2 separate regions of the Homo sapiens genome follow, and region 1 is linked to region 2. Evidence: chromatin contacts called from ENCODE Hi-C or POLR2A ChIA-PET data. All regions are on one chromosome and are shown on one strand. The core of a region is the stretch at or near the end of the contact, and the rest is flanking DNA. Distances in the headings are between cores, read along the strand shown.

Region 1 (7,193 bases), core at 436-2,935, 1.2 Mb after region 2:
GTCAAATCAATAGGGAGCAGCTTCTGGAACATCTCTAAAGCCATGTGCATAAGCTGGAAAGTGGCAGGTATCTTGTCACATGGATGAGTGTATGGCAGCTCACATAGGGAAAGACAATTCAGAGGATACCTTTAAGACAATGAACTCTGAACTGCTGGTTGCCACCAAGGTAAGGAATCTAGAAGTTGTTTTAGATTACTCTTTCAAGACATCAACTCTTCTAAAGTCCAAACAGCCAGCAAAAGGTCTGGCTGTCCAGAATAAAGACAAAACATCAGCCTTAACAAAGCCTCAGTACATCCCTCTTTGGGCTTAGTGTGCAGTGCTGGTCACTGCATCCTAAGAAAAAGAAGCGCCAGAGAAAGGCAAGTAAAATAATTAAAAGAATAGAGGGGCTTTTTTTCTCTGGGTTAAATGCCCATAAAGAAGATAAGATGCTTTTATAGCATGAAAGACTCAGAGGAAGTAAAAATAGCCCTTGTCATCCAATCCTATAATTCTTAAATTAGGGGACAAAAGAAGCTTGAAAATGGGAGTAATGAAGAAACCGTCGTTGGAGGACATATAAAAGAAGGTCCTTCTTTGGCTGGGGCCAGGGGTCAGGTCTTTAAGTATTCTCCAATATGTGGAAGTACATGTGGTAGCTGTAAATGGAGGGTGGGGGTGGGGGTGGGGGACACGCAGCCCACCTCAACAGTCCTTCGAAGGGACAAAAACCACTCTGGACTGGTGCCCGCCTTCCCTCTTTCCCCAAATCACCACGGAATACAACCACAGAAACTCAAAACCAGCAAAAAACGCTGACAAGACATTCAAAGGATTCAAAATGCTAATACTAAATCTCATTGTCTGGGAAAATTAGATTGAAAATAAATTCAAGGGTGCAAGATTTATAATAGATTAACAAGGGAAATTAAGGATGTTGGTGGGGCCGGGAGGAGATACATCCTTAACTTTGTGATTCACACGATGGAGCAATACTGTGTCCTTCAAAGAAATGGTATTTGGTAATCTGAGTTGGACAGCTATCATAAACCATTTCCTATATACACTGTTAGCATAGTCAGAAAGTGAGAGTTATGGATTGACATAGGGATTAGATCATTTGAATTTTTAACCCACAGCACAAGTCCTTCAATCGTTTTCAATAAACAGAGGGAGAGGGAGACTCTGATGAACCGTTGCTCACGTGTTGAACAGTTAGCAATCCCGGGCTATCGGGTCCCTGCTGACCTTCCTTCAGAAAAACGAATGGACATGTAAACGGAATGAGGAAAGGAGGGTAATAACCAGAGTGTCATTGAATTGAGAGATGTTAAAAATGGGCCACAACCAACACATGGGCCCTTACTTTTAGGTGAAAGATTCCTATATATAAATACATAGTATGTTCTCTCTTGCCAAGAAATATTAGACTAAGGAACTTCATTCCTCACGAAGAAGATAATCCCCTCTTCCTTCCCATAGGTCCCTTACCTTACCTGCTTCTTCCCTCTCGCGGGTAGGAACTTTGAGCCCCGCCTCTCGGCTCGTCCAAGCTCCGCCTTCCCCGTCCACCTGTGTGCCCAGCCCCTGACGTTACCGGTCGGCTTCAGCGGCCTGCAGGATTCCGGCTCCCAATTGGTCGGCCCGTCCACGGCTTGCGCAGCTCACCAATGGCAGCGGTGCTGGGTGGAGGGGTGCCCACATCCAAGATGGCGTCCCCAGGAGCTGGGAGCGGGTGACCGGCGGCGGGGAAGCGGCCTGGGTTGGCCCTCAGATTGCGGGGTCTGGGGGCATCTCGCCGGGCAAACCCTTGGCCCGCCTACAAGGACTTCCCCCGGCCAGAGCAATGGCCGCTGAGAACAGCAAGCAGTTTTGGAAGAGGAGCGCTAAGCTGCCGGGGAGGTGAGCCCAGGACGCTGAGAGGGATAGGGGATTGGACCAAACCCTTCCAGATCCTAATCCCTGAATCCCGCGGGCCTGGGGCGCCACAGAGGCCAGAAGACTGGTTTGGGGAAGCTGGGACTGCCTGGTGGCGGCAGGGCAGCTGTCAGGCAGCGAAGCGAACAGCGAGCTTTGGGGACGGCTGGATGTGGGTGTAGACCGGGGTCTGGGGGCGGAGGTTTCAGGAGGGGTGACCTCAGCGGGAAGGTGGCCGAAGATTGGGCGTAAAGGGGAGTGGAGTTGGGTGAATAGTCAGTGTCGGCCCTGGTCTCGGAAGTTCCTCCCCAGAGCTGCTTCCCACTCTAATTAGGACTCCCTCTCAGGGGTCTCCACCACGCACAGGTGGTTGGTCGCTCGAGGATGGCCCCTTCCCTTGATCCCTGAGGTCGGCACTTACCCGAAGGATTCCGGTGGGAGTTTGGGGCCGCCTGCCGAGAGGGTTAGGCAGGAAAAGTGAGGACGATTCTCAACCCTGACCTTACTTTATCTTGAGTTGGCCCTTTCCCACTAGGAATTATTACAAGACGACCACAGAATCAGGGTTATTCCTTTGGCATTTTCTAAGGATTTGTCCAACCCCAAGTGACTTCTTCCTCCCCTGCATTGTAATGCACTTCTTGTGCAAATGCACTAAATTCGTTCATTCTTCAGTTGTTTAACTGGAGAGCAGACCCCCTAAGACTACCCCCACCCTCTTTTCGGTGTATGTTGAGACTTTTGGCAAATTATCCATCCATCAATCTACTGTTGGTTTACTGTTTCAGTTTATTTTGGGCAAAGTCCTGAGAAGTATAAGGAAGAGTGTGTATTTCAGTCGTAAATTTAAGATTTCTGCCAGCTACAGTCTACTTGGTGATGAAATTCATGTTTGGTTGTGTCCCCTGTGCTACCTTTTCTAATGGATTCAGGTTTTTTCCTTCTGGGATAATCTTTTGAACTCGTGACTTTTTTTTTTTAAGCGAGAGAGAGATGAGGGTCAGTAGTGGCTAGGTAAGAGCCTTAATTTTTTTTTTTTTTTTAAATGAAATAGAGACAAGGTCTGACTGTGTTGCCAGGGCTGGTCTCTGACTCCTGGCCTCAAGTGATCCTCTTGCCTTGGCCTCCCAAAGTGTTGGGATTACAGGCGTTAGCCACCATGCCCCACCAAGAGTCTTATTTTATTAAGGATTCTAGTAGACATATGGAGAATAGGGTGGAAATCAGCTTTTAGTAATACTTATTAAAGTAATAGAAAGGAATGCAAAGATAACTTCAGATTAAAGTGCTGTGGACTCAACAGTGTTAATATTACTGTTAAAGATGTTCTGTGTTTTTAGGTAAGCACACTTCCTGCCAACTGATTCCTTTTCCTTCCTGGTCTAGTGAGCTCTCTAGTTGTGCTAACTGCTATTCTCTGGGGTTTTCCGTAGTGAGATCATTAAATTTTGACATCCTAAGATTATAATCATAATCAATAGGAAGACTGTTGTATCAGGAAGCAGTGTAAGAGATGTGGGACGTGGCATGGGCTTCTGTGCCTTCTGACTGCTGGTTGCTATTAACAATCTTTTTTTCCTATATTTCCTGTATTTGGCTATAAGAACAGTCAACTTTTTTAAAGCACTACTTTTCTGAGATAGGAAGAGAAGTCTTTTCAGTTTCTTCAAGTTTCTGGATTCCTTTTTCATTTTGAAGAATATAGAGAAATAGAGAACTTTCGAGTTCAGAAAGACTTGGGTTACTATTTGGGCTCTGTTGTGTGTGTGACCAAGACAAATAATCTTTCTAGGCCTCAATTTCCTTACCTATGAAATGAGAAATAAAAATACTTTCCTCAGAGTTACTGTGGGGACTAAGTGAAATACCCTATTTGTAAAGAGCCTAGGACAGTGTTTATTTAGCACATTATAGTTGCTCAAAAAAACAGTAGTTATTAACATTGCTGTCATTATTACAGCAAGTAAACATTTAAAATAATGTTACTCAGATCCTTACCCCAGCTCATTGTCTTCGTTGTTTAAGGTATTCAAATATTGTCACAATTCATAATAGTTTTTAGTACCTTACTTGGTAAAGAGAAATACTGTTCAGCTGTGTGCTTTTAGCAGTGAAGCCCACAAGCCTCTGGTCATAGGAGAAAACTAAGGTTCTTTTAGATAGAAAGGTACTTTGGTTTAAAGAAAATGTTAGGGCATTTTCTCAAGAATAGAACTTTTGCATCTGTACTCTTTCGGTCTTAGAGAAGAAAAACTTTCTCCTGGGTGGGGAAATGACACAAATGACTCTACTGGATGCATGCAAACTTGGAAATGAAACTAGTTTACTCTTCTTTGCAAATTGAAAGGTGAAAAATAAAAGCGATGACAGGGTTCTTTCCATTTGTCTGATCATGATCCAACAATCTTAGTGACAACAAATAGAAATTTTATTAAATAAAAGAAGTTGCAAATGAATGAAACATTCTTTTTAAAAATAACAGCTTTATTGAGATATAATTCACATACCATAAAATTCACTCTTTTAAAGTGTACAATTCAGTGGTATTTAGTATATTCATTTATAGTATAGATGGTTTTGTGCAACCATCACCACTAATTTCAGAACATTTTCATCATCCTGAAAAGAAACTACATACCTGTTTACAGTCACTCCCCATCCACCCCACTCCAGACCCTGGTAACTACTAACCTACTTTCTGTTTCTGTGGATTTACCACTTTTGGACATTTTATATATATGGAGTAATATGATCTGAGGCCTTTTGTGAGTGGCTTCTTTTATTAAGCACAGTGATTTCAGGCTTGTCCACGCTGTAGTATGTATCAGTACTTCATTCCATTTTATGGCTGAATAATATTCCATAGTATACATACACCACATTTTGTTCATTCATCAGTTGATGGATATTTGAATTGTTTTCACTTTTGGGCTATTGTACGTAATGCTTTTATGAACATTTATGCAGAGGTTTTTGTTTGGATATATATTTTCTATTCTTCTGCTGATAAATAGGAGTGGAATTGCTGGGTCATGTAGTAACTTGGTGGAACTAAGCATCTTTTAAGTTCTCTCAGTTATTCACATGAGCCCCATTTACTTAGCACATCAAATGGTCATTGTATTAATGCCTAGAAGATAAGAGGCAATCTCTACCATTGCAGGCTTTGGCAGGTGTGGTGGCCTGTAATCCCAGAATTTTGGAAGGCTGAGGCAGGTGGATCGCTTGAGGCCAGGAGTCCGAGACCAGCCTGGCCAACGTGGTGAAACCCCCCATCTCTACTAAAAATACAAATTAGCTGGGCTTGGTGGTGTGTGCCTGTAGTCCCAGCTACTCAGGAGGCTGATGCCCAAGAATCTCTTGAACCTGGGAGACGGAGGTTGCAGTGAACTGAGATTGCGTCACTCCACTCCAGCCTGGGCAACAGAGCAAGAGATTGTCTCCAAAAAAAAAAAAAAAAAAAAATGCAGGCTCTGAAATCTGACTGCCTAGGTTAAAATCCCAGCTCTGCTTTCTAGCTATGTGATCTTATGGGATTTAATTAACCTCTCAATGCATCAGTCTCCCCATCTCTAAAATAGGGACAGAGTATCTGCTCCATGGGGCTGTTATGAGGATTAAATGAGATAATACATAATAATTGGTTAGGAGGTACACAATAATATTAGCTATTATAAGAAGGATAGTTACGATGATAGTAGCTATCATTTTTGTTTTCTCTCCTTGCTTCAGTTTTTGAAACTGAAATTGAAAAGCTTTGATCTGGTTGGGTGTGGTGGCTCACACCTGTAATCCCAGCACTTTGGGAGGCTGAGACAGGTGGATCATTTGAGGTCAGGAGTTCGAGACCAGCCTGGCCAACATGGTGAATCTCCGTCTCTACTAAAAACACACAAAAAAATTATCTGGGCTTGGTGGCACAAACCTATGGGGGAAAAATAAAAAAGCTTTGGTCAGTGTGTGTGTGTGTGTGTGTGTGTGTGTGTGTGTGTGTGTGTGTGTGTGTGTCTAGAGCTCGGGCACAGGAGAAAAAAAAAATCACCTTTTTTTTTTTTTTTTTGAGATGGGGTCTCCCTCTGTTGCCCAGGCTGGAGTGCAGTGGCACGATCTCAGCTCACTGCAGCCTCTACCTCCCAGGATTAAACGAGTCTCCTGCCTCAGCCTCCTGAGTAGCTGGGATTACAGGCACATGCCACCATGCCCAGCTAATTTTTGTATTTTTAGTAGAGAAGGGGGTTTCGCCATGTTGGCCAGGCTGGTCTTGAACTCTTGACCTCAAGTGATCTCTTGACCTCAAGCCCACCTCAGCCTCCCAAAGTTCTGAGATTATAGGTGTGAGCCACCGTGCCCAGCCCTGGCTAATTTTTGTATTTTTTGTAGAGACAGGTCTTGCCATGTTGCCCAGGCTGGTCATGAACTCCTGGGCTCAAGCAGTCTGCCCACTTCATCCTCCAAAAGTGTTGGGATTACAGGCATGAGCCTCTGCGTCTGGCCAAAATCGAAATTACCTGAGTCTTCCAGGCCCTTCGTTGTTAGAAAGAGAGGCCAAGTTAAGAACTTGAAGCCGATCCTAAAATAATAATGAATCTGATAGGAGACTTAGTGTAAAAGTCACAGCCTGTCTGGGCAGGTACATTACAACTTGTTCTTGGCTTGGAGATGTTTTACTGGTAGAGTGAGTGACTAGAAGATACTAAATTATCATCGAAACAGCATAGATCACCTGTTCTGGAAGACTAATGTGGAGTGAGTGTGTGAACCTACATCAGTTGCCAACACGTTTGGCATTTAAATTTGATGGGTCTTTTTCCCATATTTGCACTAGCTCTTTTATCAGTGCTAAACAAACACCTGTTGATTTTTCCTACCAAGATGTTTGCACTGTTTCAACTAGGCAAAACAGCTATGTCAATACATTCTATGGTGTTGGTTTTATTAAAGAGAGTGACGGAGATTAATCAGAACTTTTGTTCCATTTTGTCTGCGTGGCAGCATATTCCATGGCATTCTTTTCTCTGCATATGTGGTGTGATTTCTTCGAGATGCAGTGTGTTAACTAACCTCTGGTTTTTAGGTCTAGCTTAAGTGGAGGCCTAGGTTTTGTAGAGATCTAATCTTCACTTACTAAATATTGTTAAGTGCCTGCTGGTATGTGTCATGCTCTGCCAGGTGGCAAGGGGGCTACAGAAAAAGATATGGCACCACTATGGCTTTCTAGGAGCTAAAAAATCTGCTTGGCATCATGGCTTCCCCTGGAGAAGATGCTGTGTATGATTGACTTTCTGGTTTTT
Region 2 (7,040 bases), core at 121-2,620:
TCAGAGACTTTCCTGAATCAGAATCACCTAAGATGTATTATAAAAATGCATGCTCTTGATCAAGACCTCCTCTGACCTACCCAATTAGACTCCCTGTGAGTTCTGGGAACTTGCATCTTAAACTCCCAGGGTGATTTTTCTGCATGTAAGTTTAACTGGGAGAGTTTTAATGTAAAGCTTCGGTTTGTTTTTGTTTTTGTTTTTGTTTTTGAGACGGAGTCTCCCTCTGACGCCAGGCTGGAGTGCAGTGGCGCGATTTTAGCTCACTGCAACCTCCGCCTCCTGGATTCATGCAATTCTCCTGCCTCAGCCTCCCGAGAAGCTGGGACTACAGGGTCGTGCCACCACGCCCAGCTAATTTTTGTATTTTTTTTAGTAGAGACGAGGTTTCACCATGTTGGCCAGGATGGTCTCTATCGCTTGACCTCGTGATCCACCCGCCTCGGCCTCCCAAAGTGCTGGGATAACAGGTGTGAGCCACTGAGCCCAGCCCCTGGAAAGCCTCAGCTTTGATGCAGGGTTAACATTTGCCTTTGGGACATATTTCGTCAGCATCTCAAAGAGTAACCCATATGTCCTTGAGCAGATGGGAATGCAACAGCCTTCTGGCCGGAACCTGTCTCTTTCTTTCTTTCTTTCTTTTGAGACGGAGTTTCGCTCTTGTTGCCCAGGCTGGAGTGTAATGGCACGATCTCGGCTCACCGCAACTCCGCCTCCCGGGTTCAAGCGATTCTCCTGCCTCAGCCTCCCGAATAGCTAAGACTCCAGGTGCGCGCCACTACGCCCGGTTAATTTTGCATTTTTAGTAGAGACGGGGTTTCTCCATGTTGGTCAGGCTGGTCTCGAACTCCCGACCTCAGGTGATCCGCCCGCCTCGGCCTCCCAAAGTGCTGGGATTACAGGCGTGAGCCACCACGCCCGGCCACTTGTCTCTTTTTTATGCAAGTGTTTTTTGGAATTTGGGGGTTCAGGTGAGCAGGTGCTCTGCTGCTGGTAACTACTCGCAGTTAAAGATCTTTTGACTCTTTCCCCGACACGCTATTTGTCAGTGTCGTTTTCCACCACAGAGCCAGGTATTTGCCCCGCCGGCCACGGTGAGGCGCGCGAGGCGTGTGCTGCCAGCTTCTCTCTTCCTTCCCCGGTCCGCCTTCGCGCCCTTAAGGAGACAGTCCCTGGGAGTTTCTGCCTTTGGTCTCCAGTTATTGTTCTCTTCTCGCGAGAACTGCTCCTCCCATCCTCTTCTCTCACGAAGCCCCGCCCGCGGAGAGGTTCCATATTGGGTAAAATCTCGGCTCTCGGAGAGTCCCGGGAGCTGTTCTCGCGAGAGTACTGCGGGAGGCTCCCGTTTGCTGGCTCTTGGAACCGCGACCACTGGAGCCTTAGCGGGCGCAGCAGCTGGAACGGGAGTACTGCGACGCAGCCCGGAGTCGGCCTTGTAGGGGCGAAGGTGCAGGGAGATCGCGGCGGGCGCAGTCTTGAGCGCCGGAGCGCGTCCCTGCCCTTAGCGGGGCTTGCCCCAGTCGCAGGGGCACATCCAGCCGCTGCGGCTGACAGCAGCCGCGCGCGCGGGAGTCTGCGGGGTCGCGGCAGCCGCACCTGCGCGGGCGACCAGCGCAAGGTCCCCGCCCGGCTGGGCGGGCAGCAAGGGCCGGGGAGAGGGTGCGGGTGCAGGCGGGGGCCCCACAGGGCCACCTTCTTGCCCGGCGGCTGCCGCTGGAAAATGTCTCAGGAGAGGCCCACGTTCTACCGGCAGGAGCTGAACAAGACAATCTGGGAGGTGCCCGAGCGTTACCAGAACCTGTCTCCAGTGGGCTCTGGCGCCTATGGCTCTGTGTGGTGAGTGTCGCTGGGCCTGGGGCCGCTGTGGGCAGGGTGGCCCCTCGCGCCCGAGGGCCAGGCCTGCTCCACTGCTCAGCGTTGCGTCAAGTGGCAGGAATTTTCCTCGGGGGAGGGCATTGCTGCCCCTTCGAGCTCTGCCCGTTCTGCACCTCCAGCACCCCTCGCCCTGCACTCACGCAGGTATGCGGTCCACCGTGTGCAGCACTCAGGTCCGCTGCGAGAGGTAGGTGGTGGTGCTGGAGCTCGGTTCTGGCTAGCACCCTGCGCCTTCCCCTCTCGGAGGGTTGCTGCTCGGCAACAGGCACCGGGGGAAGGGCCGCTTCCTTGGGGGTCTCCCTGCCTACCTGGAGCAGAAGGACCCTCTCCCGTGATGCGCCCACGCTGGGGCTCCGGACCCTGGGTCCTCTGAGCAGACAAGCTCGGGGAACTGCCGGGAGAAGCAGAAGGGCACAGCCCAACCCGAAGACTGCGGTCATCTGAACAAAACTGACCAGGAAGGGAGCTCTCTCCGGGCCTTTTTTTTTTTTTTTTTTTTTCAAAACTCTGTCGAAATCCCATCTTGAAAAGCGTTCTTTTTGAATTCGCACTTGAATTAACAGCGATCCATAGAGCTTAAAATACCGACTTTATCTCGGTGAGCACTGTGCCAGCTTGAGTGGTGTGTTTCCGATTCGGTTGAAAGCGTATTTCCTTTCCGTGGAGGGGCGGCGGTGGTAGTGCCTGCAAGAACACTGCAGCTTGAGAAACTGGCAGGCTCACTGATTAGTCACATACCACTGCTCATTTAAGTATTGTTCGACAAAACAATTTTCTCATTTGGAGCAAGAAAGATTCAGATCTGTAAGGCGCCCTCAAGATCAAAAAGTTATTAACAGTGCTGGGAGGTATTGTAAATATTTTTTGAGATAATTCCTGCGAATACTGTGTTTTAAAAGTCCCTTAGAGAGCTTGCAGGGAGTTATCTAGTTATCTGCATTTATGGCCTGAGGTACACGATGGTTTTCGTAAGGATATGGAACCACATAGAAAAGGAAGGGAAGAGATACTTTTTAGCTTTAATTTACACCGTGAGTGTGTTTTAAATTAAGTCGATAGCATATAATTTCCAGACCTGAAATATTTCACTAACTGCTCTCTTAACTTCCAAGGTTTTATACCCTGTATTTTAGATTTTCTATAATTTGAAAGCTACGGATCTTAAACTAAGTATCAGATTTAACTGTTAGCTTTTTCTGTGTTTTAGTAATTCGTATTGTATGCGTCATTTGAAAACGGGCCTGTAAAATCGTTTTTTTGTTTTGGAACAAATTCCAGGCTTTTGGATGTGTTAATCTTTAAATATGATTTCTGTGTTTCCCAAAGTCACATCATGAATTTCCTGTTTGGTAGAATCTTCTGGGTAATTGAGATTGTGCAATTGTGTCCAGCAACAGATCATATTGCATTTTCTAGTTCAAGTTGCTTAAGTTATGTTGCAGATAGCACCGTGCTTGACATCTTTCTCCCATTTTTACAGCATGGCAGTTTACATTTTAAAGGAATTTGCAGCATTTTACATTCAGAGAGTGTGTGTGTGTAGTTGGTTTGCAGCATTTTACATTCAGTATATACATATTATATAGGTATATACATTCAGTATATACATATTATATAGGTATATACATTCAGTATATACATATTATATATATCTAGTTGATTTGCTAATTTTCAAAGACGTATTTGGATCATTGCTCTTTTAATATTTTATAGCTCATTAATATACTTCCATTTTTTCATTCTTGAATTGACATACATTTCTGTAGTATCACGTTTTCGTTTTCAATGCTATTTAAATTTTAATGGAGTGATACAGCAGAATAACTCAACTATAGAGGGTTTGGGTGAACTCCAATTGAATTGCTTGCAAGGGTTCGCTACTATTGGTGACTAGCTCTGCACTGGAACAGGAGATTCAGATTTACAGTGAAGTACCATTAAAATTAACTCCACAGTTCTTTAGTGGTATACTTTTCTGTGGTATAGAAGCCAGCAGTATCTGACACTTAAAAGTACTTTTATTTTATTGAACAGATTTTTTAAAATACATTGACATTGTATAAAATTTGAAAGTTTTACAAAGGTACTCAGTGGGCCGGGTGCAGTGGCTCACGCCTGTAATCCCAGCACTTTGGGAGGCCGAGGCGGGTGGATCACAGCGTCAGGAGATCGAGACCATCCTGGCTAACACGGTGAAACCCCGTCTCTACTAAAAATACAAAAAATTAGCCGCCCGTGGTGGCGGGCGCCTGTACTCCCAGCTACTCAGGAGGCTGAGGCAGGAGGATGATTTGAACCCGGGAGGCGGAGGTTGCAATGAGCTGAGATCGCTCCACTGCACTCCAGCCTGGGCGAAAGTGCGAGACGCCGTCTCAAAAAAAAAAAAAAAAAAGATATTCAGTGAAAAGTCTCCTTTCCTTTTTGTTCTCCAGCCACTCTACTCTCTCAAAGACAGGCACTGTTAAGTGTCTTGTGTCTTTCCAGAGAGGCAGTTTTTTTTATTTGCTTGTTTGTTTAGTAGTCTTTCTACTAAAGGGATTTAAGATGTAACCTACAGCATATTGGTGAAAGAAAATACAACTGAAACTGAAATTGTATGACAATTGACAATAAACAAATTATAACTAATGTTGGAATGAAAATACCAGAATTTAGATTTACAATTAAGTGTTATCTTATTCAGAGATTCAGCGTAGTTATTTGAAGTTTTTCTTTTCTTTGAGACGAAGTCTCACTCTGTCGCCCAGGCTTGAGTGCAGTGGTGCCATCTTGGCTCACTGCAACTTCCACCTCCTGGGTTCAAGCGATTCTCCTGCCTCAGCCTCCCTAGTAGCTGGGACTACAGGTGCCCGCCACCATACCCAGCTAATTTTTGTATTTTTAGTAGAGACGGGGTTCTCCATGTTGGCCAGGCTGGTCTCAGACTCCTGACCTCAAGTGATCTGCTCTCCTTGGCCTCCCAAAGTGCTGGGATTATAGGCCTCAGCCACGGTGCCCAGCCTGAAGTTGTTCTTTCAATGAGTACCTTTTTAGGTGTGGCAGAAAACATTTTTTGGAACTTCTTTTAGAATCCACTTTGGAGCCTGTGATATTCTTCTTCTTTTTTATTTTGAGACAGAGTCTCATTCTGTTGTCCAAGTTGGAGTGCAGTGGCACCATCTCTGCTCACTATAACCTCCACCTCATGGGTTCAAGCGATTCTCCTGCCTTAGGCTCCCAAGTAGCTGGGATACAAGTGCGCAACACCATGCCCGGATGATTTTTGTATTTTTAATACAGACAGGGTTTCACCATGTTGGCCAGGCTGATCTCTAACTCCTGACCTCAGGTGATCCACTTGCCTTGGCCTCCCAAAGTGCTGAGATTACAGGGGTGAGCCACCGTCTCTGGCCATCCATCTTCATTTTTTTGAGAGCAGATTTGATTTTAGGGAATAACAGTTCATTTGAATCCAAATAATTTAGGGAATTTGGACTCAAGTCTGATAAGAAAGATAAGGCAATCAGGTTGGTGATACTACTGTTTTAGGTCAGATAGGAGTTATAACTATAAAGTAACAACACATAATTTTTTGTGTGACTTCTTGAACTGGACCTGAAGTCTACTTCCAAAAAAATCTCCGAATTTTATTTTATTTATTTATTTATTTTGTAGAGATAGGGTCTTACTGTGTTGCCCAGGTTGGTCTCAAACTCCTGGCCTCAAGCAGTTCCCCCACCTTGGCCTCCCGAAGTGCTGGGATTATAGGGATGAGCCACCACACCCAGCCCCTGAATTTTATTTTCAAGAATGAAAATAAATGAATAGAATATTTCAATGAATAAAATTCATTCATTGAAATATTTGTCAGTTTCCGAATTTTATTGCTCTAAAGTGTGGTATACTTTGTAACATTTACAAATTATTTTAAGCCTATATTATTTTAATTTATACTAAGTATAGTAAAAAAACAAGTAGAAGCCTGTGTGATAACCAACTATGAATCAAAATAGAGTTTTACAAATATGCCTTTCCGTTAAAGGGTAAAGGGAACTAGACTAGGTCTTGCAGTTTTAAGGAACTTTATGCATTGTCTGTGAGGGGAAATGAAGCAAAATTGTTTAAGAATACATTGTTGCAAAGCATTGATTTTGGGGTTTTGGGACAGAAGGGGAGAATCTTTGTGGTGAGTTTAAGGAAATACAAACAGGAACTTAAGTGCCTTTCCTCTGGGGTAGGGTTCTTCCAGGCCCTTGCTGTTGATTAGAGGAGGTGGGACACTGGTAACCATGAAATAGGAGGTGACAGTTGAGAATTACTCTTAGATCTTATTCAACTGTTTATTCAACAGTGTTTATTGAATACCTACCATGGGCCAGATAGCTAGGTTCTGGAAATAGAGTGCTAAACAAGACAGAAACAAGACAATCCATTCTCTCCTGGAACTTACAGCCTAGTGGGTTTAATAACTACATTTTGTGGATTGCTTGCTATGTTCTAGCATTGTGCTGTGCACTTTATCATCAGCATAAAAAGTATATAACAAAACCTTTGGTAAAAGGATAGCAAAACTTGCTAAGAAATCAAATACAACTTCCTAAGTGCTTTGTGGAACAAGATTATTCTAGTATAAAAGAAATAAGTGAAGCTAACTTTTTTTAACTATTAATGGCCATTCACCATTTTAAATCTATTTTTTTTTTTTTTTAGAATGAGCCAGGGCACAAAGAAATAAAAGTGCATGATTATTAAGTATACAAGGGTGACTTTCTTGACTCCTGACCAGTGAGAAGGGTGTGCCCTTTACTTTTCTAGTAGTGATAGTAGGTCCATGCTGAGCTTTCCATTCTTTTCTTTGTAACCAAAAGTAAGGTAGTTGCCTGTATGTTACCAGTGCCAGTCAATAAGAAGTCTTTAAACATAATTAACGGCAAGCATTTGTATTATTGATGTATAAAGATTGTTTTAAGAAAGAGTTCATTCGAAGCTGGCTATAAAGTCATTTTATTATCAAATCCCATTTTTCCACTTTTTTTTTTTTTTGAGACGGAGTCTTGCTGTGTTGCCCAGGCTGGGGCGCAGTGGTGCAATCTCGGCTCACGGCAGCCTCTGCCTCCCGAGTTCAAGCAATTCTCCTGCCTCAGCCTCCTGAATAGCTGAGATTACAAGTGCGTGCCACCATGCCT

The links. Hi-C counts contacts between places; a loop is a spot of excess contacts on that map. ChIA-PET counts read pairs that join two places held with the same protein, here RNA polymerase II (POLR2A). Pooled maps may share reads with other maps.
Region 1: a pooled map shows a loop between it and region 2 (8-fold over the local background). The contact joins the promoter of TBC1D22B here to the promoter of MAPK14 in region 2. A Hi-C loop is called at or near these places in 1 of 37 single-sample maps with no recorded cell type and 4 of 50 pooled maps. POLR2A ChIA-PET finds 5 or more read pairs at or near these places in 1 of 52 experiments (PC-9).

What each region holds. Positions count from the first base shown.
Region 1 is chr6:37,256,087-37,263,279 of GRCh38, forward strand. TBC1D22B (TBC1 domain family member 22B) reads left to right here and starts at 1,686. Exons shown (of 13, transcript NM_017772.4): 1 at 1,686-1,887. The coding sequence starts at 1,832. TMEM217B (transmembrane protein 217B) reads right to left here and starts at 2,058. Exons shown (of 2, transcript NM_001395378.1): 1 at 1,482-2,058. TMEM217 (transmembrane protein 217) reads right to left here and starts at 2,058. Exons shown (of 3, transcript NM_001286401.2): 1 at 1,482-2,058. RefSeq lists a silencer at 1,517-1,646 and enhancers at 1,747-1,806, 1,907-1,966, 2,053-2,688.
Region 2 is chr6:36,026,438-36,033,477 of GRCh38, forward strand. It overlaps MAPK14 (mitogen-activated protein kinase 14), which reads left to right and starts at 1,371. Exons shown (of 12, transcript NM_139012.3): 1 at 1,371-1,836. The coding sequence starts at 1,721. RefSeq lists an enhancer at 982-1,421 and silencers at 1,612-1,711, 3,075-3,369.